Linked DNA regions of Homo sapiens: all the other regions are linked to region 3. The links are chromatin loops, found by intact Hi-C in ENCODE. Cell type or tissue: mammary epithelial cell. All regions are shown on one strand.

The links. Peaks named below come from ENCODE experiments on the same cell type or tissue, not always from the same donor. Only the 100,000 strongest peaks of a DNase experiment are listed, where the experiment ranks them.
Region 1: a loop joins it to region 3, with 11 times the contacts of the local background. A loop is called at or near these places in 8 of 110 quality-filtered maps.
Region 2: it touches region 3 in a loop (4-fold over the local background); 3 of 110 quality-filtered maps call a loop at or near these places.

Annotation. Positions count from the first base shown.
Region 1 is chr1:233,899,702-233,907,701 of GRCh38, forward strand. SLC35F3 (solute carrier family 35 member F3) reads left to right here and starts at 4,975. Exons shown (of 8, transcript NM_173508.4): 1 at 4,975-5,429; 2 at 5,828-6,057. The coding sequence starts at 5,377. In mammary epithelial cell, a CTCF peak has its summit at 4,968 (motif pointing left); DNase peaks (open chromatin) are centred at 4,960 and 5,470; H3K4me3 peaks cover 2,275 bases; H3K27ac peaks cover 1,892 bases.
Region 2 is chr1:233,513,686-233,521,685 of GRCh38, forward strand. No RefSeq gene overlaps it. Among named protein-coding and RNA genes, the nearest start is that of KCNK1, 96 kb to the right of the region's middle. RefSeq lists an enhancer at 4,738-5,032. In mammary epithelial cell, a CTCF peak has its summit at 4,819 (motif pointing right); DNase peaks (open chromatin) are centred at 4,866 and 7,036; H3K27ac peaks cover 1,584 bases.
Region 3 is chr1:234,061,569-234,069,568 of GRCh38, forward strand. All of the region lies in intron 2 of SLC35F3 (solute carrier family 35 member F3), which reads left to right. Among named protein-coding and RNA genes, the nearest start is that of SLC35F3, 160 kb to the left of the region's middle. In mammary epithelial cell, a CTCF peak has its summit at 4,459 (motif pointing left); DNase peaks (open chromatin) are centred at 793 and 4,433; H3K27ac peaks cover 2,034 bases.

The sequences.
Region 1 (8,000 bases), 160 kb before region 3:
TGTATGATCCCTTTAATATGCTGTTGAATTTGGTTTGCCAGTATTTTGTTTAGGACTTTTGCATCTACGTTCATCAGGGATATTGGTCTATAGTTTTCCTTTTTTGTAGCCTTCTTCTCTGGCTTCAGTATTATGGTAAGCTGGCTTCTTAAAATAAATTGGAAAGTCTTCCCTTCTCTTCAATTTTTTGGAAAAGTTTGAGAAGGACTGATATTAACTCATTCTTAAATGTTTTTTAGAATTCATCAGTGAAGCCATTAGGTCCTGGGCTTTTCTTTCTTGGGAGGATTTTAATTACTGGTTCAATCTTCTTACTAATTATAGGTCTATTCAGATTTTCTATGTCTTCATTAGTTAGTCTGGGTAGTTGTATGTTTCTAGGAATTTATCCATTTTTTTCTAGGTTATCCAGTTTGTTGGTGTATAGTTGTTCATAGTAGTTTCTTAAGATACTTCGTATTTCTGTGGTATCAGTCGCAATATTTCCTTTTTCAGTTCTGATTTATTTGAGTCTTCTCTCTTTTTTCTAGTTTGTCTAGCTAAAGGTTTGTCAATTTTGCTTTTTTTTAAAAAAAATTGACTCTTCACTTCACAATTTTTTGGATATGAACCCCAAAGCACACTCAACAAAAGCAAAAATAGATAAATAGGATTGCATCACACTGAAAAGTTTCTGCCCACCAAAGGAAATAATCAACAGAGTGAAGAGACAACATAAGGAATGAGGGAAGATGCTTGTAAACCATATATCTGATAAGAGGTTAATCACCAAAATACATAAGGAACACAAAAACTCAGTAGCAACAAAACAAATAACCCAATTAAAAAATGGACAAAGGACAGGAATAGACATTTCTCAAAAGAAGACACACAAATGGCCAAAAGGTATATGAAAAAATGCTCAATGTCAGTAATTATAAGAGAAATGCAAATTAAAATGACAACGAAATATCACCTTACACCTTTTAAAATGGCTTTCTTCAAAAAGACAAAAGAAAACAAGTATTGGTGAGGCTATGGAGAGAAGGGAACTCTTATAAACTGTTGGTGGGAATGTAAATTAATACAGCCATTATGGGAAAATGTATGCAGGTAACTGAGAAAACTAAAAATAGAACTACCATATGATCCAGCAAACCAATTTCTGGGAATATATCCACAGGAAATGAAATCAGTATATCAAAGAGATATCTGCACTCCTATGTTTATTGCAGCACTGTTCACAATAGTCAAGTTATGAAATCATCCTAAGTGTCAATTGATGGATGAATAGATAAATAAAATATTATATATACACATATATTTATACACACACATGCAATGAAATACTCTTCAGCCTCAAAAAGAAAAGACAATCCCGTCATTTGCAATAACATGGATAAGCCTGAAGGACATTGTGCTAAGTAAAGTAAGCCAGGTATGGAAAGACAAATACCACATGATCTCACTTACAAGTGGAACATTTTAAAAAGTTGAACTCATAGAAGCGGAGAGCAGAATGGTGATTGCTAGAAGCTGTGACTATGGGGAGGAATGGGAAGATGTTGGTCAAAGTGTGCAAGGTTTCAGTTAGACAGGGTGAATAAGATCTAGGGTTCTAACATACAGCGTGGTGAGTATAGTTAACAATAATGTATGTATACTTGAAAACTGCTCACAGAGTAAATCTTACATGTTCTCCTAAAAAATGTTAAGTATTTGGTGTGTCAGATATGATAATTAGTTTGATTTAATCATTTTACAGTGTATCCATATATCAAAACATCATGTTTTACACTGTAAGCATATATAATTTCTATTTGTCACTTAACCTTAATAAAACTGGAAAATATTTTAGAAGAACATAGTGACATAGAAAAGCAGCATAATGAAGTTTTTAAAATAGACTTTTTTTAAAGAACGATTTCAGGTTCACAGCAAATTTGAGGAGAAAGTACAGAAAGTTTTTAAATACCTTCCCCCTGTCACACACCCACAGCTTCTCTCCACCCACGTCAACATCCTGCACCAGTGGTACATTCGTTACAAATAATGAGCCAACATTGACACATCACTATCACCCAAAGTCTATAGTTTACATTGGGGTTAACTCTTAGGGTTGTGCATCCACTGAGTTTTGACATATGTATAATGATATATATCTACCATTACAGTACTATACAAAATCAACCCACTGCCCTAAAAATCCTCTGTGTTCTGCCTGTTCATCCCATCCTCTCCCCAACCATTGGGAACCAGTGATCTTTAAACTATCTCCATAGTTTTGCCTCTCTCAGACCGGTTTCTTTCACTTAGCAATATGTTTTCAATTTCCTTCATGTCTTTTTGCAGCTTGATAGCTCATTTTATCACTGAACGGAATATTCTTTTGTATGGATGTACCACAGTATGTTTATTCATTCAGCTACTGAAGGACATCTTGGCAATCATGAAAAAAGTTCCTATAAACATTTGTGTGCAGATTTTTGTGGGGACTTAAGTTTTGAACTCATCCAGGTAAATATCAAGGAGCATGACTGATGGGTTGCATGGTAACAGTATGATTAATTTTGTAAGGAACTCAAACTGTCTACCAAAGTGCTGTACCATTTTGCATTCCCACCAGCAATGAATGAGAGACTTCTTGCTGTTCCACATCCTGCCAGCATTTGATGTTGTCAGCGTTTGGGATTTTATTCATTCTAGTAGGTGTATAGCAATACATCTTTTTTGTCTTAATTTGGAATTCCCTAATGATGTATGATGTGGAGCATCTTTTCATGTGCTGATTTACCATCTGTATATCATCTCTATTGATATGTTTGTTCAGCTGTTTTGCCAATTTTTTAATTGGGATCATTTTCTTATTGTTGAGTTCTAATTATTCTTATTTTTTATTACAGTTCTTAATCATGTATATGATTTGACATATTTTCTATTGGTCTGTAGCTTTTCTTCCCATTGTTTTAACAGTGTCTTTTGTAGAGCAGAAGTTATTAATCTTAACGAAGTCCAATACCAATTTTTACTTTCATGGATCATGCCTTTGATGTTGTATCTAAAATGTCATTTACAAACCCAAGGTCACCTAGGTTTTCTCCTTTTTATCTTCTAAGAGTTTTATAGTTTTGCATTTTATATTTAGGTCTATGATCTATTTTGAGTTAATTTTTGTGAAAGGTGTAAGGTCTGTATCTATGTATCCAGCTTCTTTTCTTTTTTTCTCTCTTTCTTTCTTTTTTTTTTTTGTGATTGGATGTCTAGTTGTTCTAGCACCATTTGTTGAAAAGGTGATCTTTTCTCCATTAGATTTCTTTTGCTCCTTTGTCAAAGATCACTTGACTCTATGTGTGGGTCTATCTTGGCCTCTCTATTCTGTTCCATTAATCTATTTGTCTGCTCTTTCACCAATACCACACTGTCTTGATTACTGTAACTATAGTAAGTCTTGAAGTTGGGCAATATCAGTCCTCAGACTTTGTTCTTCTCCTTTAATATTGTGTTGGCTATTATGGGTCTTTTGCCTTTTCATATAAACTTGAGAATCAGTTTGTGATATTCACAAAATAACCTCCTGGGATTCTGATTGGAATTACTTTGAATCTATAGATGAAGTTGGGAAGAACTGACATCTTAACAATATTAAATTTTTCCATCCATGAACATAAAATATCTCTCTATTTATTTAGTTCTTTGATTTCTTTCATCACAGTTTTGTAGTTTTTCTCATATAGATATTGTACATATTTATTAGATTTGTACCTAAATATTTCATTTGAGTGGTGTGCTAATATAAATAGTATTGTGGTTTTAATTTCAAATTCCCATTGTTCGTTGCTAGTATATAGAAAAGCAGTTGACTTTTGTACATTAATTTTGTATCCTTCAATCTTACCATAATTGCTTATTAGTAACAGGAGAGTTTTTTTGTCAATTGAAATTTTTCTACATCAACAGTCATGTCAGCTGCAAAGACAGTTTTCTTTTACCTTTTCCTTCACAATACGTATACTTTTAATTTCCTTTTCTTGTCTAATTTCATTAGCTGGGACTTTCAGTATGATGCTGAAAAGGATTGCTGAGTAGAGACATACTTGCCCTGTTCCTTATTTTAACAGGAAAGCTTCTAGTTTCTCACCATTAAGCATGGTGTTAGCTGTACGCTTTTGTAAATGTTCTTTTTCAAGTTGAGAAAGTTCCCCTCTATTCATAGTTTGCTGCTATACAATATGATTTTAATATAAAAAAAGCAGTACATAAAGTAGTGTGTACAATTTCATTCCGATTTTTGTGACAACTGTATTTTGCGTTGGAAAAAAGCCTGGAAGAGAATACGTTCATAATTGAAAGTCGTCATTTTTGGCTGGATAATGGATATTTTCTTCTCCACATACTTCTATCTTTTCTAAATTTGCCCCGATGAAAAATAATATTAGGAAAGGTGATTAGGTAGTCTGAAGAGAATGCCTTTCGGCCGTCGGGGGCAGTGGGGTGGTAAGGAAAAAGATGAGAAGCTTTTAAAATGGAAATCTATGAAGAGAGAACTGATTTCGTAATTGCATCATCAGTGGGAAAGTAAGCTCTCTGAGGACCAGGTCTGACTGAGAGATCCCCACAGCGTAATAGATAATACATTTTGTGTCTCAGCGTTGCCTATGAAACGCCATTTATTCACTTGGCATGCTGAGCATGGAACCAGGTTTCTTTCTTTCCAAGTAGTTTTGCTAATTTAGAGAAAGAGAGAGACAGACATATACATAGAGAGAGAGAGAGAGAGAGAGAGAGAGAGAGAGAGAGAGAGTGTGAGAGAGAGAGAGAAAAGTACTGAACTGGGAGCGGCAGGGTTTGAGTCAAAAGAGAAGGGTGGAGGAGCGCGTCCGGTGCCCCAAGGCTTCCAGGCGGAGCGCGGGCGCGAGGTGCGGGCTCCGGGGCGGAGCGCACGCCCGGGAGGCGGGAAGTGGGCAGCAGCGCCCCCGCCTGGCCCCTGTGCGCCCCGACCCGACGCCTCCCCGCCCGACCAGGTGCCTCGAGAGCGCACAGCTGGGAGGGCTCTCCCGGTCGCGGCGAGACTCACGCCTGCGGTGTGCTAGGGCGGCGGCGACGGTGACGGGCGTGGGGCGCGGCGCTGCCTCGGCTGCCGGGTCGTTGCGGCGAGCGCGCGGGCCGGCCTGGAGTCACCGGGCTGAACCGCCGCGCCTGCATCGTGCCGCACGCCGCGGAGGCGCTCGGGTACAGACCGCGCGGGCGCGCACAAAGCGGCCCGGGGCGGCCGGCGCGGCGCAGACCCTCGGTGGGCAGCGCACTCCAGTCTTCCCAGGCTAGCGGCTGCAGGGAGCTCCGGCCCGCGGCCCCTCCGCCTCAAGTCTGGGAGCTGCCGGTCCCACTCTGTCTTTGCCTATGGGGATTCGAGAGTTTCCCAGCGGCGCACCCAGGGGCAAGAGCATTGCCGTGTGAGTAGCGCCCCGGGCGTGGGTGAGCGAGCCGGCGGGCGGGAGGCCGGAGCGCCGGGGTAGCCCTTTGCAGCTGGGACACTGGGCAGTCTGAGGCTCGGGGAAGGGCGGCGCGCGCGGTGGAGCTGCTCGGGAAGTTTCAGTCATTCTTTCCCTCGCCACTCGCCCCAACCCGCACTGCCCCGAGACGCCCAGGATAGGGCACTGGGGACAGCTGCCCGGGGAAGTGGGTGAGTGGCGGCGGGAAGGGAGGAGCGCGGGCTCTGCCGCGGCGCTCGCCCCCGGAGGGCCCCGGCCGCGCTCTTGCTCTCGCCCTGGGATCTGCTCCTCACGAATCCCCTCCTCTCTGTCCATGCTCCCCCTGCCCACCCACCTGCCCGTGGCGCCTGCGACCGCAGTGGCATGAGGAGGTCACCGGACGTCAGCCCCCGGAGACTGTCCGACATCAGCCCCCAGCTCCGGCAGCTCAAGTACTTGGTGGTGGACGAGGCGATTAAGGAGGATCTGAAATGGTCGCGCTCCGTGGAGGATCTCACCAGCGGGCCGGTGGGGCTCACGTCCATCGAGGAGCGGATCCTGCGCATCACTGGCTACTATGGCTACCAGCCCTGGGCAGCGAGCTGCAAAAGTAAGACCCCCTCACGTCATGTTTCCCGTTCACTGGTCCATCTTCTTACCATTGTCACAGCAGCCTCGGGGAGCGCACGCAGTGAGGCGTCCAGCCACCCCCTCCCGCCCTGCCTGCTGATACAGACCCAGGTTTGCAACTTCGAGGAAGAGGCCCGGAGACGGAGTTCTCCTGGACCTCTGAGGCGTTCTGATGCGTTCTCTTACACCCCTTCCTCTCCCACACACAGGATCTCTCTGTATCCTTATCTCTCCACTGCCAAATACGGAGGACACTCCTATGTGGCAGACCGTGGGAAACAGATCAGAAACTCAAAGTATCCCGGACAGTGTGGCTTCCCCGCGGATCTGAAAGTCTCACAGGGCCCTCGGTCAGGTCTCACCAGGCTCAGATGGAGATGCTGACTTACATAGCCAGGATTTTAACTCTTCCTTGCATCTCCTAGCCCTGATGATAGAGGACAATTCTTGGGGTCTTCATTTTGGATGCCGTTCACGCCCTTCTCCCCTGGATTTTATCGGTCTTCAGTAAGGAGGTTCTATAGGGATCATTCTAGATAGTGGTGTTGGTCCCTGCAAGTTGAATGTTTGGTGTCAGGTGGAGAAGCTGAAATGTTTTTCTTTCCGTGGGTCCTAGCTAATGGCTTTGAGGATGCTGTGATCAATTAGACAGACATTATCTTATGTCACCAGGACTAATTTGGTGGACATTTCTTTTTCTCACTTTGCAAGAGAGAGGTTGATTATGATGAAATCCAGATATCTATAAATATAACCATAATTAGGTGGTCTCATCACTGTAGTTTGACATAAGAGATTGCCATTTGCCACCTCAGTCCGTATGAGAAATGGGCCTTGACGTCTTTCATTTGTAATAAAGACTAGATTAATAGCTTGTTGATTTTGAGTTTTTTTCGACCTTTTATTGCTTAAAATTGAAACATTATTTATTGGTCTTTAAGGGGAAAACGGGCGTTTGTAATTTAATCATATTCATCACTAAAAAAAAATGTCTATCTTTAGATTATTCCTAAAACCTGCGAGTCCAAGGCAAAGGTCAGTGGTATGCTAGCAGTTAGCTGGTTAGTTTAAAATTATTTGCAGGAAGAAACAGGATTTGAATGTTTTGTTTTCATGCAACTTGCTTTTAAAAGACTGTGTTTCATTGGGTATAAGCCTTTAAAAAAATTGTCTGTATCTCTTCCAATCTCTTGCCTCTGCTGCTAAAATTGTAGCTTATTACAAAAGGAAGACAAGGGGCCAAATTCTCTTTTTGGTTGAAAAACCCTGGGCATGGGATAACAAAAATTAAACCCCATTGGAAACCATATTTCTTATGGGCATGGATAGAACGCTCAAGTTTTACTTCTGCTTTCTAAATTTCTATTAGAAAATAGCAATTTTCTATTCTTATTTCCATTTTCTGCTTCCTTAATAACAAAAGACAGTGGTATAAATGACAGCCTTCATAAAGTCATCTCTTTGGTGCTTGAAGTCATAAAAAGGTTTTATCTTTATAAATCTATTTGTGACTGGCTGTATGTGCTTTGTGGAAGTTATCACCAAGGTTTGTGATTTGGGGGCTTGCCAGAGAGCTTACAGCAGTGATGACTGTTTGGTACAACATGTTTTGTAATTAAGACAAGAGAAGGGCCATGTGGAAATGGAGTCCCTTGCATCACTGGAGGTAATTCTTAAATGCCTCTCTCTGAGGCTTCACTGGAAGAGTAAATAGTAGCAGGGAAGGCTACAGTGATCATTGAAATATGAATAAAATCAGCTCATTCCACTCTCTCTATTCCTGTGAGGATTCTTCTTTATTCCAAGGTATTTCCTTGTTACTATAACGCTTTAGGTGACAACTGACATTTTGGTGAATTAATTAGGTGTAATGTTTAAATTTAGAGAAGGTAATGTTTTATTAATGTATTAATGCAGCAAAAG
Region 2 (8,000 bases), 550 kb before region 3:
CTAGGAAGTCCAAGATCAAAGTTATAGCAGATTTGGTGTCTAGTGAGGGTTCATTTCCTAGTTCCTAGATGGTGCTTTCTCTCTGTGTCTTCATGTGGAAGAAGGGGCAAACAAGCTCTCTCAGGCCTCTTTTATAAGGGCATTCATCCTATTAATGAGCACTCTATCCACATGATTTAAAAGTCCCCATCTCTTAAAACTATTGCATTGGGGATTAGGTTTCAATATATGAACTTGGGGGTGACACAAACATTCAGACCGTAGCAATTTTAATGACATTTGCTGCATCTTGCTACTACTAAATCTGTTTTTCCAGATGCCCGTTTTCAGGCTCTGACCTGTGACAGTCGCGTGCTCTGGATGTGTCCCTGCAGGGATGCAGTTATCAATGTGCTGAGGCACTCGAGGTGCTAGTGGCCGTATCCTATAAAGGCTCCATGGGGCCAGCTATTTTCTGGTATAACAGGAAAAATCTTCTTCCTCCACTGTCTTTTTTTTTTTTTTTTTTTTTTTTTTGAGATGGAGTCTTGCTCTGTCCCCCAGGCTGGAATGCAGTGGTGCCATCTAGGCTCACTGCAATCTCTGCCTCCCGGGTTCAAGCAATTGTCCTGCCTCAGCCTCCCAGGTAGCTGGGACTACAGGCATGAGCCACCACACCCAGCTAATTTTTTTTGTATTTTTAAATAAAGATGGGGTTTCACCATATTGGTCAGGCTGATCTCCAACTCCTGACCTCAAATGATCCACCTGCCTCGGCCTCCCAAAGTGCTGGGATTACAGGTGTGAGCCAGTGCACACCTGGCCCTTCCTCCACTTTTATGCTGATCTCTGTTAATTCTCTGGACTTCAGAAACTGGGAAGTTCTTGAATCATATATAATCAGAAAATCCACAATATGGGTTTAGAATCTTCAGAGCCTCAACAATGTTAGACTCACTTTTGCTCTTTCATTTTCTTCTTTCCTCCCTCACTCCCTCCCTCCTTGGTGTCAATATTTATCTCCACCCATTTCAAAGCCCCACATCTCTCTCTTTCTATTGCTTTCATTCCCACTTGCTATGAAGTTATTTCTTTCATGGGGAATGTGATGAGTTTGTTGAGAAATGGCCTGCCATTGACCCAGGCTCACATCATCCTAGCTTAGCAACCTTAGAGGAGGGATACTACTTTTTCTCTTTCAAAGTAATGTGGTTGCCACCATAGGTGGGACCGCTGTGACTCGAGTCCCCTGTGCCTCGAGTCCTGGGGCAGCCGACTGTGCCACCCCCACCCTCACGGAGCCAGGCTGGACCACTCCCAGGCCCGGAGCCTCCACTGCTCTAGACTGTGGCCCTACGTCACTGCTGTCACCCGCTGCGGCTGCAGGGAGAGCATGGGGAGGAGGTGGACAGTCCCCGGAGCCCCCCGTCCTGCGGGCCGCCGTGATGGGGCCGGGCTGAGTCTCCAGCTGGTGGGGGAGCAGAGCAGTCGGGTACGGAAGGGGCAGGCAGAGAGGGGCCCTGAGGGAGAGCTGGGCCTGGAGTGGTGCCACGCTTCCACGGGGAGTGTGGGGGCCGGCGGGGGGCGGAGCTGGGGCCATGCTTCAGGGGCCCGGGGTGGGAAGTGGGAGGGGCTCCCACTACAGGAACCAGGGAGCAGCCAGCCACCGTGCCCACAAACCAGTCATGCACCTTGGGAGAAAGCCCTGGCGGGGCCACCCAGGGCCACGTCCTCAGGGTCGGCCCCACATTGGGGTGACTGCCGAGCCTGAAGCTCCCGAAGGCCGGACTGGTGCTCATGATGGGCTCCCAGAGGCGCTCCCAGAGGCACACCCAGGCAGAGTTGCCAGCTGGGTGAGGAGGAACCTCAGGCCTCCCCTGAGCCCGGGGACACAGAAAGAACTCACAGCAACGTCATCCTTCCCCCAGTTGCCAGGCTCCCGCCCCAGGCTGCAAAGAGGTGTGGCGAGGTCACTCCAGGGAGCTGGCAGAGCAGGGGACAAGTGGGAGCCCTGCCCCTTTCTAGTTGGTGGGGTGGGAACTCCCTGGGTGCTGCTGCAGGTGCCCTGCCACGGCTCCAGACCCAGGCATCTCTGTGCTCTTCGGGGTCTGGGAAGACCCCCTGCCTTCCACAGGCTCAGAAGTGGCTGCTCCCATGGCCTGGCCCAGCTGTTGGTGCCTCTCCCAATCTCTGAGCAAAGTTGGGGGATGAGCCTGCACACTTTTGCAGCCCAGCTGCGTTCACACACTCGGGGCAGCACTGACATGCAAGCCCCCTGCCACCTCAGCCCCTGTGGACTTCGGGCACCAATAAGCACGGGAGGGAGGCAAAGGGGGCCCTGGGGACAGCCCCACACTGGCCTTCAGGCGCCCCTTAGCATGAACAGCCTGGATGCCATGAACAGCCTGGGTGCTGTGAACCATAGTGGAGGCAGACAGGCTCCTGGGCAGAATGGGCTGGTCTCCAGAGAGGCCCCACCTTCAAGCAGGGAGGACCTGAAGCCTGGGAGCCAGGCCATCAGTCTGGTGGACCAGAGGGGGATCTTATGGTGCTTTTCCCTGTGCCCACCCATGGCTGCCCATGGACAAATCAGCATGCACTTCCTCCCCTCTGAGGCCCATAAAATCCTCCAGACTCAGCCAGACTCAAGCAGAGGATGGGGAGACAATGGGGAGATGACTAGAGGACCAGCTGCAGAGATGAGCTACCCTTTCTCCTGAGAGTTGAACACTTGTTGGGACACCCTGGCTAGGGAGAGAAGCTGCCCACTGCCAGTCTCCTCAGAGCTGTTTCATTGCTCAATATAGCTCCTCTTCATTTTGCTCACCCTCCACTTGTTTGTATACCTTATTCTTTCTGGTCAAGGGACAAGAACTTGGGACTTGCCAAATGAGGCTAAAAGAGCTGTAACACAAACAGGGCTGAAACATGCCCCTTACTTGCTATGTTGCAGGTGAAGAGAAGGAGAGAAAAGATGCAGCCCTTCAGGGATCCCAGCCCTGGAGGCTCCCAAAGCCAGGTCTGTGACTCCCTCTTTGGGGCCCTGTGGTTCCTGATGTCTCCAGGCTTCCGGGCACCACTGCATTCCCTGGTGCCAGCCAGGGAAGCTGCTTGTGGTGCACCTGGTCCAGCTGCAGTCTCACAGAGAGTGGGCACCCATCCCAGCACCTGGAGCTGCCTGTGCCATGGCAGCAGCTGTCGTGTCTGACTGTGTGCAGTGGCTGGACCCCACACTCGTTCACACACCCCTTGCTGTTCCATGCCTGACTCCCACTCAGAGTCGTGGGGTCCAGGCTGGTGGCGTGAGCCGAGCGTGGCCTGCCAGGCCAAGTGAGTGGAACAAGCTCAGTGGGCCCGAGCAACACTCAGGGAAAGGTGCCACCAGCCACAGAGGTTTCTGGCCAGAAAAGCAACACCCCAAAGATCCTGTAACGATATGTAAAATCTTATCAAAGATACTGTTTGATACAGTTTGGGTCAGGTGCTTTTGCTTGCATCAATCGTGGTGGCCCGAGGATAAGATATTGAAATGGAGAGTACCATTAAAGCCTCACAAAAGAGAGGGTAAGAAAAATTCCACAAAGAAGGAAAGGTACTGCTATCGGAATATGAACGTAAGGGATGCTGGGCAGAAAAAAGCAATAAATGCTCGGTTAAAAAAATAAATATCTTACAGAGCTTTTGGTGAGAAAAATTGTAAGTTTTTATTTGCTGCTCATCTCTCTCTAGAACTCAGAGATGAATCCATGGAGGTAGGTCAAAAGAACAGTTTGGTCGCTGACTCTACTGAGTCTCCTGTCCCATACTGTGACCAAGGCTCTAATATTAGACATAGCTGTGTACCAACTCTTTTCCTGGATGTATTCTTTCTCAGGAGACTCTTTCATCTTCCACTCTATAAACCCATGGTAGCCATCCCAACACAGCCCTATAAACAAACATGCTCAATCTGTCTAAATCCTAAAATGAGTACTTCTTAGGACAGTGGAAGATGTGTAATATCTTGCTTTTTCCATAATTATAATGGGAAGAATTATAATATCTATCAATGTCTAGGGTTCCTTTTATTATTAATTACTCAGAGCTTTTGTAAAGTGTTTCAAGGTCATTTCAAATGAGGATGATGTAAGTAGGAAATATCTAATTACTATATATCATATTATTTTTGTCCTGTTAAAGAAATTTATGAATGTCTCAATATTTTGTATAATGCCGCATTTTATTAAAATGCCATGAAAAGAAACATTCTCTCTTTAAATCAAGAGGAATAAAGAGAACAATTATATTTCTGGGATTATTTCTATATAGTGCTTACTGAAAGAAAACACATGGAACAGAGGACATTTAGAGATTCTTCCCCTCATTATACGAAGCCCTAAATTTATCTTGCCACACTGAAACATTTTATTTGGATCGTCCCATTTCTTTCTAAATCTTTCATTATCAAATTTTGAGCAAAAAGAAAAATTATCTGTACATAGCCTATGTAAAATCACAATCATAGCATGCTTTTACATAGCTCAGTAAGGAAAGTATTCAGTGTTGATAATTTAGTTTTTAATTCTTATTTTGGTTTCCTTTTTTTATGGAAACAAATCAAGCATGGTAATTATTGAATCTCAAATTTCTACCCCAGCTTCAACCTTTCCTTCATCTCTTGGTTGTATAACCTGTTCTCTCCCCAACATCTCCATTCGGCATCACAATAGATCCCTCAAATAGAAGTCTTGATTCTTCCTACCAAAACATGCCCCCGAATCCAAATTCTATCAGCTGTTAAGCTATTTCTCAGCTTGAACCCCACCTGTCTCCTCACATTTGTTTAGCCAGTGGGTCCCTGTTAGGCTTTGCCAGGAGGGGGCGCTAGAGAAAAAAAACTTTAACTCTGGAGAAGACAGAAGGAACTTGCTCCTCCTTCCTTTTGGGTTTCTTCCTGGTTTACTTTCTCTTCCTGTTTTGACTTCCTGTTCCTGTCAATCTAACCCTGGCAATGCTTTTCCACCTGGCAGCAGTGGTTTATCCTGATGCCAGTAGTGATCACAGTTTTTCCCAGCTTTTGTTATGTCTTCTTGGAGAAACCAACAACACCAATCACCTGGGAGGTCTGGGTCCCAGCTCTGCAGTGCTTTTCCTCTAAGCTGAGAGACAATAGCACCAGCTAAGCAGTGCCCCCTTCTCATCGTACTCAGCTACATCGGACCTGCTTCCACGCTTCTGAATATTCATAATTCCAACCCCTTCTGTTTGTTTTTCCATCCCTGGGAGTGGTGGTTGCTTCCTGCAGTTGCTACCTCAGTGATACCATGGTGTTCACTTTGCCTAGGTTATTTTTTAATATTAAATTTTATATTAAATAATCTCTGTTAAAATAACAGGTATAGTTTCTTCCTCCTAACTGGATCCTGACTGATACAGTCCCCATCTTGGTGAAACAAATGATCATCCCACTTGCTCATGCCAAATACTTAGAAATCATCTTTGATTTATCTTTCTCTTATACCACATTGTCAATCCATTAGCAAATCCTTAAAGATCTACCTCTGGAGTACATCTTGCACTTGAGCACTTCTTGTCACCCCCATTTCTACCACCTTCATCTAAGATGCCATTACTCTTTGCCTGGATTATTGTTTTAACTCCTACCTGATTTTCTGAATCTGCCCTTGCCCCCAATTGTGCATGGGTCAGTGGAAGTGATCTTTTTTTTTTTTTTTTGAGATGGAGTCTCCTTCTGTCACCCAGGCTAAAGTGCAGTGGCGCGATCTGGGCTCACTGCCAGCTCCACCTTCCAGGTTCACGCCATTCTCCTGCCTCAGCCTCCAGAGTAACTGGGACTACAGGTACCCGCCACCATGCCCAGCTAATTTTTTTTTTTTTTGGCATTTTTAGTAGAGCCGGGGTTTCACCATATTAGCTGGGGTAGTCTCGATCTCCTGACCTCGTGATCCACCTGCCTTGGCCTCCCAAAGTGCTGGGATTACAGGTGTGAGCCACTGCACCCAGCCTGGAGTGATCTTTCGAAAACTTAAATCCGATGATTTTACTCTTCTATGCTCAGCTCTCAATGACTTACCATTACACTTTTAAAAATCCAAACTCTCTGCCCAGGCCTGCAAGGTCTTAAGTGATCTGGCTCTGACACTCTCTCTGACCTCATCTTCTGGACATCACATACTGGCTTTATAGCAGTCATTATGCTGCCTCCTAGGTAAAGCTGAGAAAGTTAAGACTCCCAAAGCCCCCCTCCCTTGATTGCCCCCTCAGTGTGCTGGCCTCTCTGCTTCTTGTGCTGCATTTTTCCTGCCCCTCAGGGGCAAAGCTTTCCTGTCTCGGACCACTTGCCCTGAAAAATGAGTTTGAGTTGTATCATGCATACGTTAGGGGGTTCTACTCCCAACATTACTATTAATCTTAATTCTTTAAAAAAGACATTTTAGAGACAATGCTTTTAATCCCCAAAGTTATTCTAATGGTGGGAATAAAAGGTTTCCAGCAGTACCATGGTGATGAATGTCAATGGTTGTGACATTTTGACCACTCTCAAATTCATATCACTGAGGGCTATTCCTCATTAATTCTGGGCTCTAAATAACCAAAGTGTGGCTCATTTGACTGCAAGTAACAGAAGCTGACTCCTAGTAGTTTAAGGGACAAAATGTATATATATATGTATATATATTCTTTGACAGAATAGTGGCATATTCACTGAATTCGGGGAAGAAGTGAGCAACTCAGCCCTGTTGGGAAGGGTAAAAGCAGATTCTTCCCGGGAACTCAGCCAGTTTGTGAACTTTTCCTCTCTAGCACTGCTATTTGCGTGATTCAGCCCCAGAGACCCCATTCTTTATGTGCTTTCTCATGAATTTCCAATTTTCTAGGAGAGAGAATCTGATAGAACCTGTTTCACTAGGACCAGAGACCCAAAGTGACATAGGAAGCTGTGATGGCTAATATTAGGTGTCAACTTGACTGGATTGAGGGATGCCTGCATGGCTGGTGAGGCATTGTTTCTGGGTGTGTCTGTGAGGGCGTTTCCAGAGGAGACTGGCATGTGAGTCAGTGGAAAGGCAGGGGAAGACCTGCCCACGTTGTTCAATTGGCTGGGAGCTTGGTTAAACAAAGCAGGCAGAAGGAGGACAAGCAGTTTTCTTAGCTGCTTCTCTCTCTCTCTCTCCCTTCTGGAGCAAGACACCTTTTCTCCTCCTGCCCTTGGACACCAGACTCTCCGTTCTTCAGCCTTTGGACCTGAGACTTGCACTAACAACCTCTTGGAGCCTCCTGGAGGCTCTCAAGCTTTTGGTCTCAGACTGGGGCCTGCACTGCTGGCTTCCCTGGTTTTGAGGCTTTCAAACTGGGACTGAGCTACCTACTGCCTTCCCTAGGAGCCACACTACCAGCTTCTCTCATTCTCCAGCTTGCAGGTGGCCTATCGTGGGACTTTGCCCTTGTAATCGTGTAAGCCAATTCTCCCTAATACACTGTCTTTCATATATATACATATTCTGTCTCTCTGGAGAACCTTGACTGATACAGAAGCCATGGCTGATGCAGGACCACTCATGAATGCCAGGAGCAGTTACCAATAGGGAGGATTGTTTCAAAATGCCTCTCTGAAATCACACCTGTGGGCTACCCACCCCAATAAACCTTTCTTCTCATATATCCAAAGGTGTCTTTGCCTAACATAACCTAATTATTGCACATAAAATCACAAGTTTCACATCATCTCCTCAACCTGAGACAACTCCAAGTCACATCCAGCTGTTGCCTCCAGGTGCATCAACGTTGATGTGTATTCAGGGGTCAACCAAAGGCTTAGAAAAATTTCATATACTTGGTGTCTCCCTCTCTGCCCTTTGCTCTCCAGAGTTTTCTCCTCACTTTCTAGTGAATATGAGTGTCCTGAACTCTGTTCCCTGGTTTCTCAAACCACAAAGACTGTGGGTTTTTATCTGGGTTTTAGTTGCCCTGTGCAGCACCAGCTATAGCCTGACATTAGGCTAAGAGCCATTTCAAAATGA
Region 3 (8,000 bases):
GGTTTGCCCATTATGTATATATTGGTAATTGGTGTGCTTAGTGTCACAACTTTTCTGAGTCTCTGCTAATTTTTTTTATTCTTTTGTTTCTCTGTTCTTCAGGTTACATAATCTTTGTCAATCTATCCCCAAGTCTGCTAATTTTTCTTCTGCCAGTTTAAATCCACTGTTGAGTCCCTCTACTAAATTTTTCTTTTAGTTGTTATACTTTTCAACTCCAGAATTTACGTTTGGCTTTTTAAAAAAATAATATTTGTCTCTTTAGTGGTACTCTATTAGGTGCAACATTGTCATCATATCTTTATCTTTTAAAACATGGTTTCTTTTCGTTTTTTTGAAAATATTTATAACAGTTACTTGAAACTTTGCCTTTTAAATATGACATCTGGTCACTCTCACAGTCAGTTTCTGTTGTCTATTTTTTGGAGGTATGGGTCACAATTTCCTGTTTCTTATATGTCTCACAATATTTTTTGTTGGATACTAGACAAAAATGTTACCTAAAACCCCACTGTAGAGAACATACTGTTGTAACTCTGAGTACTTCTCCCCATCCCTAGGACTTGGAATTGCTCTTTGCTTACTGACAACTTTTGTTACTGTCTGGATCATTTAGTGAGGTTTATTTTCCTCTTGTTCTTTCTCGTTATAGCTCCATTGCCTGAAGTTTCTGATGTTATTCTTTGGTGGTAAGGCCTTGGGTATACCCTGAGTCACCCTAGGATGACAGTGGTGTTGGCAAAGCTATCTTTGACTTTTTCTTTCCCTGGTCACACCTAGTTATTAAACTCCACTACGCACAAACTGGTTATGTCCTGGGGGCATAAATTGTTCTACAGACTATTCAATCTATTGTGGCTCTTTTGAATAGTTTTCAGGTCAATGTTTGAGATTCATGTGGAACCCCGGAGGGCTCCTCCCAGCTGTCTCCTTCCTTGGACCTCTCTGACAAACTAGTAAGCCTAAAGTTGTCTTTTACCACAATATCAGCTGGTTTTGATTGTGCCCTTAGGCCTGAACTTTTCCTGGCTCTGTTGCAAATGAAGTCAATTTCTTTAGGAAATAATTAAGAGATTTCTGTTTTCTGTTCTTTTCTTTCATCCATGAGCAAAATCTTTTTTTTTTTTTTGAGACGGAGCCTTGCTCTGTCGCCCAGGCTGGAGTACAGTGGCGCAATCTCCTTTCCCTGCAAGCTCTGCCCCCTGGGTTCATGCCATTCTCCTGCCTCAGTCTCCCTGAGTAGCTGGGACTACAGGTGCCCACCACGCCTGGCTAATTTTTTTTTTTTTTTTTTGTATTTTTAGTAGAGACGTGGTTTCACCGTGTTCACCGGGATGGTCTCGAACTCCTGACCTTGTGATCCGCCCGCCTCGGCCTCCCAAAGTGCTGGGATTACAGGTGTGAGCCACCATGCCCGGCCTAGCAAAATCTCTTAATCAAGGTTCTGTGTGTGGAGAAAATGACATGCTTCTCTCTGAGTTTAACCCCCACTTCAGGATCTGAGCAAGAGCAAGCACCATCAGGGTCCTAGGATTCCTATTAGTGTCCTGCCCAAAGTAGAGCCTCCGTCCTGTTCCCGGACCAAATTGAGGGTTGGGCTGCTCTTTCTCATGGCCCAGTGAGGAGTTACAGATGAACTGGGGAGGAAGAGAGCTTTTATTTCTGCAACCAGTTACAGAAGGCCTGGAAATTATCACCAGACCAACTCAAAATTACAAAAATTTCCAGAGCTTATATACCTTCTAAGCTATATGTCTATGTGTAAGTGTGAATGCATCTAAAGACATAAGTGATTAACTTCTTTTAATCTATAACTAAGGTCTGAGTCCTGAAGACCTTCCTCTGGAGCCTCAGTAAATTTACTTAATCTAAATGGGTACAGGTGCTGGGGTGATTACCCCTATCTTGTCTCCTGCTAAACTACAGAGGTTTGGGGAGTTCCTTCAGACCTCCAATAAGCTTGTTTATGGAGGCCTGGGGAGTTTCTTCAGATCCCCCCAATAAAACTTGTTTAATCCTAAATGGGTCCTGTTAACAATTCCTTTGTTATTTTGTCATGTTTTAAGGCCTAGGAAAGACCTAGGCAAAACTCTTGGTGGGCTTTTGTCATATTTCAGCCTTGGTATAAGGGCACTGGCTTTTGTTTAGCTTTTAATATTTAACTTAACCACTCAGTCAATACTGAAACAGTTGTTATGGAGGCCTGAATTACTGAGACCCAGCCTGCCACAATCCCAGCATGGAGGACTAGGCAGAAAAAGGGAGCATCCACTTTTTGGCATTCACCTAGAACTTGGCCTCATCAACAGGTAGCTAGGAACGATCTGAGACCTGCCAATGGCCGCTTCTTCTGTGAAGATAGTCCTACATGTGGGATCTGAGGGTCCAGATAGTCCTGTATTGTTAACTGCACCTGGAATGAAATCTCCATCTCACTGAACTGTTTGTTTTTATAATTTCACCATTTTCACTGGGAAGCATGTCTGTGGAGCCCCTCCTGGTGTCATGCTGGAAGTAGATATCTAAACATTTGGATTTTTTGGTGGGGGGGACTGTTTCCTTTGTCTGTTTTATACTTTTGCTTTCATAGCCCTAGATCCCCTCCATTGCCTTGTGATCCTTGATCACATCTGAGAAAGGACTGTGTGTTTCCCTTGAATTTATTTTTCTGTTTTCCAGCTATGTGTCTTGCGTGTGATCCTTTTGACTGGGAAATGGGCTGCTAGGCTTTTGATCTCCAAATGTTAGAATAAGAAGGACTTTATTCTATGGTTAATTTAATATTTAAGAGACCAAAATATATCTTATTATAATTTTCATTTATTTATCAGGGTTATAGAAAATTCCTCTAAAACCTTTTACCATTCTTTTTAGGATTCAGTGGAGTCACCAGAATTCCACTCCAACTCTGTAAGCAAGATGTTTTCCTAGATGTTTTCCTCCAGCAGGTTTCGGCTGTCACATAACACAACTGGAGATGCTACCCCCAGGGTCCTGTGGCTCACCCTGACACAATCACATGCAATCTCTTTCTTTATAGTTGTTGTGCTGTGGCTAATTGTGCTCATTTTATGTAATTAATTCCGCAGGATTTTAATGTGTGCTATTAAATCAAGTTAAAACATGATAATTGTTTGATTTAACTGCCTTAGAACACTGCGTTCAAATAGATCCCAGGGTAGACCAGAGGTAGTTCAGGCATCATAGTACCTAGGGCCATAAATTGTTACTAAAGTTTCTTATCCTCTAACAGCAACCCAGGAAAGTAAGGAACTCTAGTGCATTTACACCTGTCTGTATAGGAAGCAGATATTGAAAGCCGGCCAGAATAGGATATTCTGAAGGGTCATGATCAAAGTACTGAAGACTATTTTCTTTTATAAGAGGTAAAAAGAAGACAGCGAAAAATAGTGCCAGTTGCCTTAAGTAACCTGGTTATAACAAAACATGGAGCATGACTATGATAAGAGAAAGAACAGTTGGTGTGCATCTGGGAAGTTTTTACTGTATGCTTACAGTGCTCATGGTTCTAAGTGTGGAAAGGGAGACTGTGAAAAGTGATGTGAGATCTACTGATCAAACACTTTTTTTTTTTTTGAGACAAAGTCTCGCTCTGTCTCCAGACTGGAGTGCAGTAGCACAATCTCGGCTTACTGCAACTTCGGCCTCCTGGGTTCAAGGGATTCTCCTGCCTCAGCCTCCTGAGTAGCTGGGACTACAGACGCGTGCCACCACGCCCGGCTAATTTTTTGTATTTTTTAGTAGAAACGCGGTTTCACCGTGTTAGCCAGGCTGTTCTGGACTTCCTGATCTCGTGACTCGCCCACCTCAGCCTCCCAAAGTGCTGGTATTACAGGCGTGAGCCACCGCGCCAGGCCCAAACTCTTATTTTTTAAAATAAATTGGCTTCTGGTTTGACATTTTTGTTTTCAGGTCTAGGGAGATTTAGGACTTAAGAATACAAGATTTACTTTTATACATATATCCTTTTACTATTGTTGTGTTTAAAATAAAATTTCTATATCACAATATATGAGTCTGCCACGAGCGCTATGAGAAAAATAGATCATGTCCCACTTTGGTGGGCATGTGATGTTAGTAAAGACTTAAAAACAGTATGTATGACCTTTTGAAAATAAAACATTTCTTGGTTGACTACACCTTAACCACAGTAATTTCTTGAAACTATATGAGCACAACATTTATTTACAAAATTAACTATTTTTCTAGAACGAGTTTAGATGAGTGTACTTCCATTTAAGAAAATAAAATGAATTACAATTAGGATTAAAACAATAAACTAATACAGTAAAAACTTGCCATACATGAGGTCCAGAAATTTCAGTTGCGTTAAACACGGGGTGACGTTGTCGTGAGGTCAGTGAATGACTTGAGGGCCCTTCGCTGGTCCGGAGGCAAGAGCCAAATCGGTTCCATCCCGGTTGCATCTTGGCGCCACCTGGTGGCACGATTCTGCTCTGGTATCCGTATCAATGGGAATGGTTTGGGGTCCAGTAGCTCGCTGGAGAAAAAATAATTATCATTATTATATTAGGAATTCCAAGGAATTCCAGTTTCCACAGTTCTTTTTGTGAAGACTGATGAAGAGAAGCACTGAGTTACTAGGACCGTGGTTTTTTTCTTTGGCTGCCCGTTGCTCAAGCCTTTTGTCAGCACAGCAGCTGAAGTCAGGTGAGGTCCCTCCTCTGCTATAGCGATTCCCATCTTACTCCCAGGAGAAATCTCCAAGGCCCTCAGATCTTCTCTTCCCCCACATCCTCCCCACCTCTCTGGCCTCATCTAGTACCACTTTCTCCTTGCTCATTCTGCCCCAACTACGCTGGCCTCATTGCTGTTTCTGGATCCCACCAGGGTGGTTAGCTGGAACTCCAGGCTGCAGCGGTGAGTCCAGGTTTCCTCATGGTTTTTAAGCAATCCATGGAGGTAGGAATGGGAGGACGCCAGGAAGGCCATGTGCTTCTTACCTATGGAAATAGGGTTGCCTTCCATTATGCTCCTGGTCTCTTCCTCTTCACTTCCCACTACCTTCTCCTTCCCAAAGATAAAAAGGGTTGCCCCTGCCCTACTTCTCAAATAGAAGTTGGACGAGGGCAAAGAATAGAAGCCAACCTCTCTCTCTGTCTCTCTCTCTCTTTCCCTCCCTCCCTTTCTCTCTCTTTCTCTCCCTCTCTCTCTCTTTCCTTCCCTCTCTCTCTCTCTTTCTCTCCCTTTGTCTCTCTCTGTCTCTGTCCCTCTCTCTCCCACACACACACACACACACACACACACACACACACACACACACACAATTATATTAAAATCTCTGTTATTGCAAGCTGTTTTTGTACCCACTTTCTGCAGTTCATTAGGGAATACATAATTCCATGACTTCATTTGCGTATGAATAAAGCTAGTCACTTAAAGGATCAAACATTTTTACAAATAACTCTTATAATAAATAACTTTCTTAAATGTGTACTGTTCTACTCTGCTTTCTTAGTTCTGATTTGTCAAAGTTTATCACCACAATCATCATTTGTTATATCCCATTTTAATAAGGACATAAGTATATTGCAGAGGCAATTGTGATTTTTTTTTCTACCTACACACTGCAAATGACAACTGATTTGAGGCTTTTTGAGATCTCAACTTAGGGGTTTATATTTGCCTCAATTATTTTCCTATTTCTGAAGATTTCAACGGCTATTGTCGCTACCTTTAGCATACTCGCCTCTAGTAACCAATGTCTATTGACAATTCTAACTTACTATATTAGGATAATATCCCATGGGCTAAAAAGCCAAATAAAAATTTTATTAGAAAATATCAAACACCGGTCCGTGGTCTCTGAGCAAGGGTGTGGTGGATCATTTGCAGCATGACCTCCGCATATCCTCTCCTTATGTCCGCATCCGTGAGTGGTCTTCTTGACTCTGACTCTGGGCTTGATCAGCTGACTTGCTTAGCCTAAGAAGCAACTTTTGAGCCCTGAAATCTGGGGGCCTTACAGCTTCTTTTCTCAGAACCCTGAGACTACCTGGCGAAGAAGCTTGGGTTGTCCTCCTGGAGGATAAGAAATCACGTGGCAAAGAGAGTCCCAGCCAATAGCCAGCACCACCACACATGTGAGTGAGGACATTTGATACCACCTAGCCCGAGCTGAGCCTCCAGATGACTGCAGCTGCATGCATGACCCCTGGCAAAACCAGCAGAACTGCTTGACTGAGTCCAGTCCTGATTGTTCATTCACAGAGTGAGGAGCAAATGAAGGGGTCATGGGTCATGGTGGTGGTGATTTGTTACACAGGAAAGGGTAATTCATGCACAAGGCCTCTGCCATTTACCTTCAAATAAAGTAGCTGGGTTTGGTGAAGACCTCTGAAATATCTGTTTGGCCTCCAGAGGTGGGCTTTACTTATTCCAAAATTCTGGGCTTGGTTTCAGGTAACCGAGAGCCTTCCAACTAAATGCCATTTACTCACATTATGAAAACCTCATGGCTCTCCTAGAGATGTTTAAGCAATTTAAGGATAATGAACCACTTATGAGATTGGAAGGGAGACAGATAAGCTTAAAAGTGTTAGGAGCCTCTGCCAACCGAAACTCCATCAGAAATGAAAATGAAGTGTCTCTAAATGTGTTAAGAAAGTGACTGTAAACGTGGGATTCAATGCGAAAAATTCCACGCACCTCAAACTTTCAGAAATAGTGAATGCACTCTGTCCCTGCCTTTTGGTTTATGGCTTCCTCTTGAAACTCCTGTATTAAGAAAACTTCAACAACTGCTGTCAGCCAGATGCAGTCAAGGGTGCTGTGAAAGGTGCAAAGGTAAGTTAGCCCTGACTCTCATCTGATTCACAGTCTGTAACAGAAGACTCACATGCTAACAGCTACAAGAAGCAGCTCAGCCTCCCAAGTAGCTGGGACTACAGGCGCGTGCCACCATGCCTTAGCTATGAGAGAAGCCATCATAGAACCCATAATTGCTGTCCCTGAAACAGAAGTAGGCACAAATAGGAACTATAATAGAAGTAGGAACAAAGTACAGTAGGAGCAGGAATAGCCAGTAATCTGGGAGTCAGAGAGGTGTGTGTGTGAGCAAGCATGTGTGTGTGCATGTGTGCATGCAGTAAGAGGCAAGAGTGCAGACCACGTAGGCCTTGCAGACCGCTGTAAATGCTTGGCTTTTGTTCCTTGTGAGACAGGAATAAAGAAATGTCCAAGCAGAGGAGTGACAGGATAAGATTTGAGACATTATATATATATATATATATATATATATATATATGGCATATTTATATATATTTTACATATTTTTTATATTTATATATTATATATATTTTTATATGTAATATATTATATATAAAATTATATAATTTTACTACATATAATATATAAAATTATATAATTTTACTACATATAATATATAAAATTATATAATTTTACTATATATAATATATAAAATTATATAATTTTATATATAATATATATTATAATATATATTATATGCAATATATATTATATATTATATTATAATATATTGTATATTTTTGTATATAAAATATATAATATATAATATATTTATAGACAATAATATATAATATAATATATAAAATTTTATATATAAATACATATTTATATATTATATTATATATAATTTTATATAAAAATATATAATATATATATAAAATACATTTTTTTTTTTTTGAGAGGGAGTCTTGCTCTGTCACCCAGGCTGGAGTGCAGTGGTGCAATCTCAGCTCATTGCAACCTCCACCTCCCAGGTTCAAGTGATTCTCCTGGCTCAGCCTCCTAAGTAGCTGGGACTACAGGCATGTGCCACCACACCTGGCTAACTTTATATTTTCAGTAGAGACGGAGTTTCACCGTGTTAGCCAGGATGGTCTTGATCTTCTGATCTCATGATCCACCCGCCTCAGCCTCCCAAAGTACTGGGATTACCGGCATGAGCCACCGCACCCGGCTGAGATTTATATTTT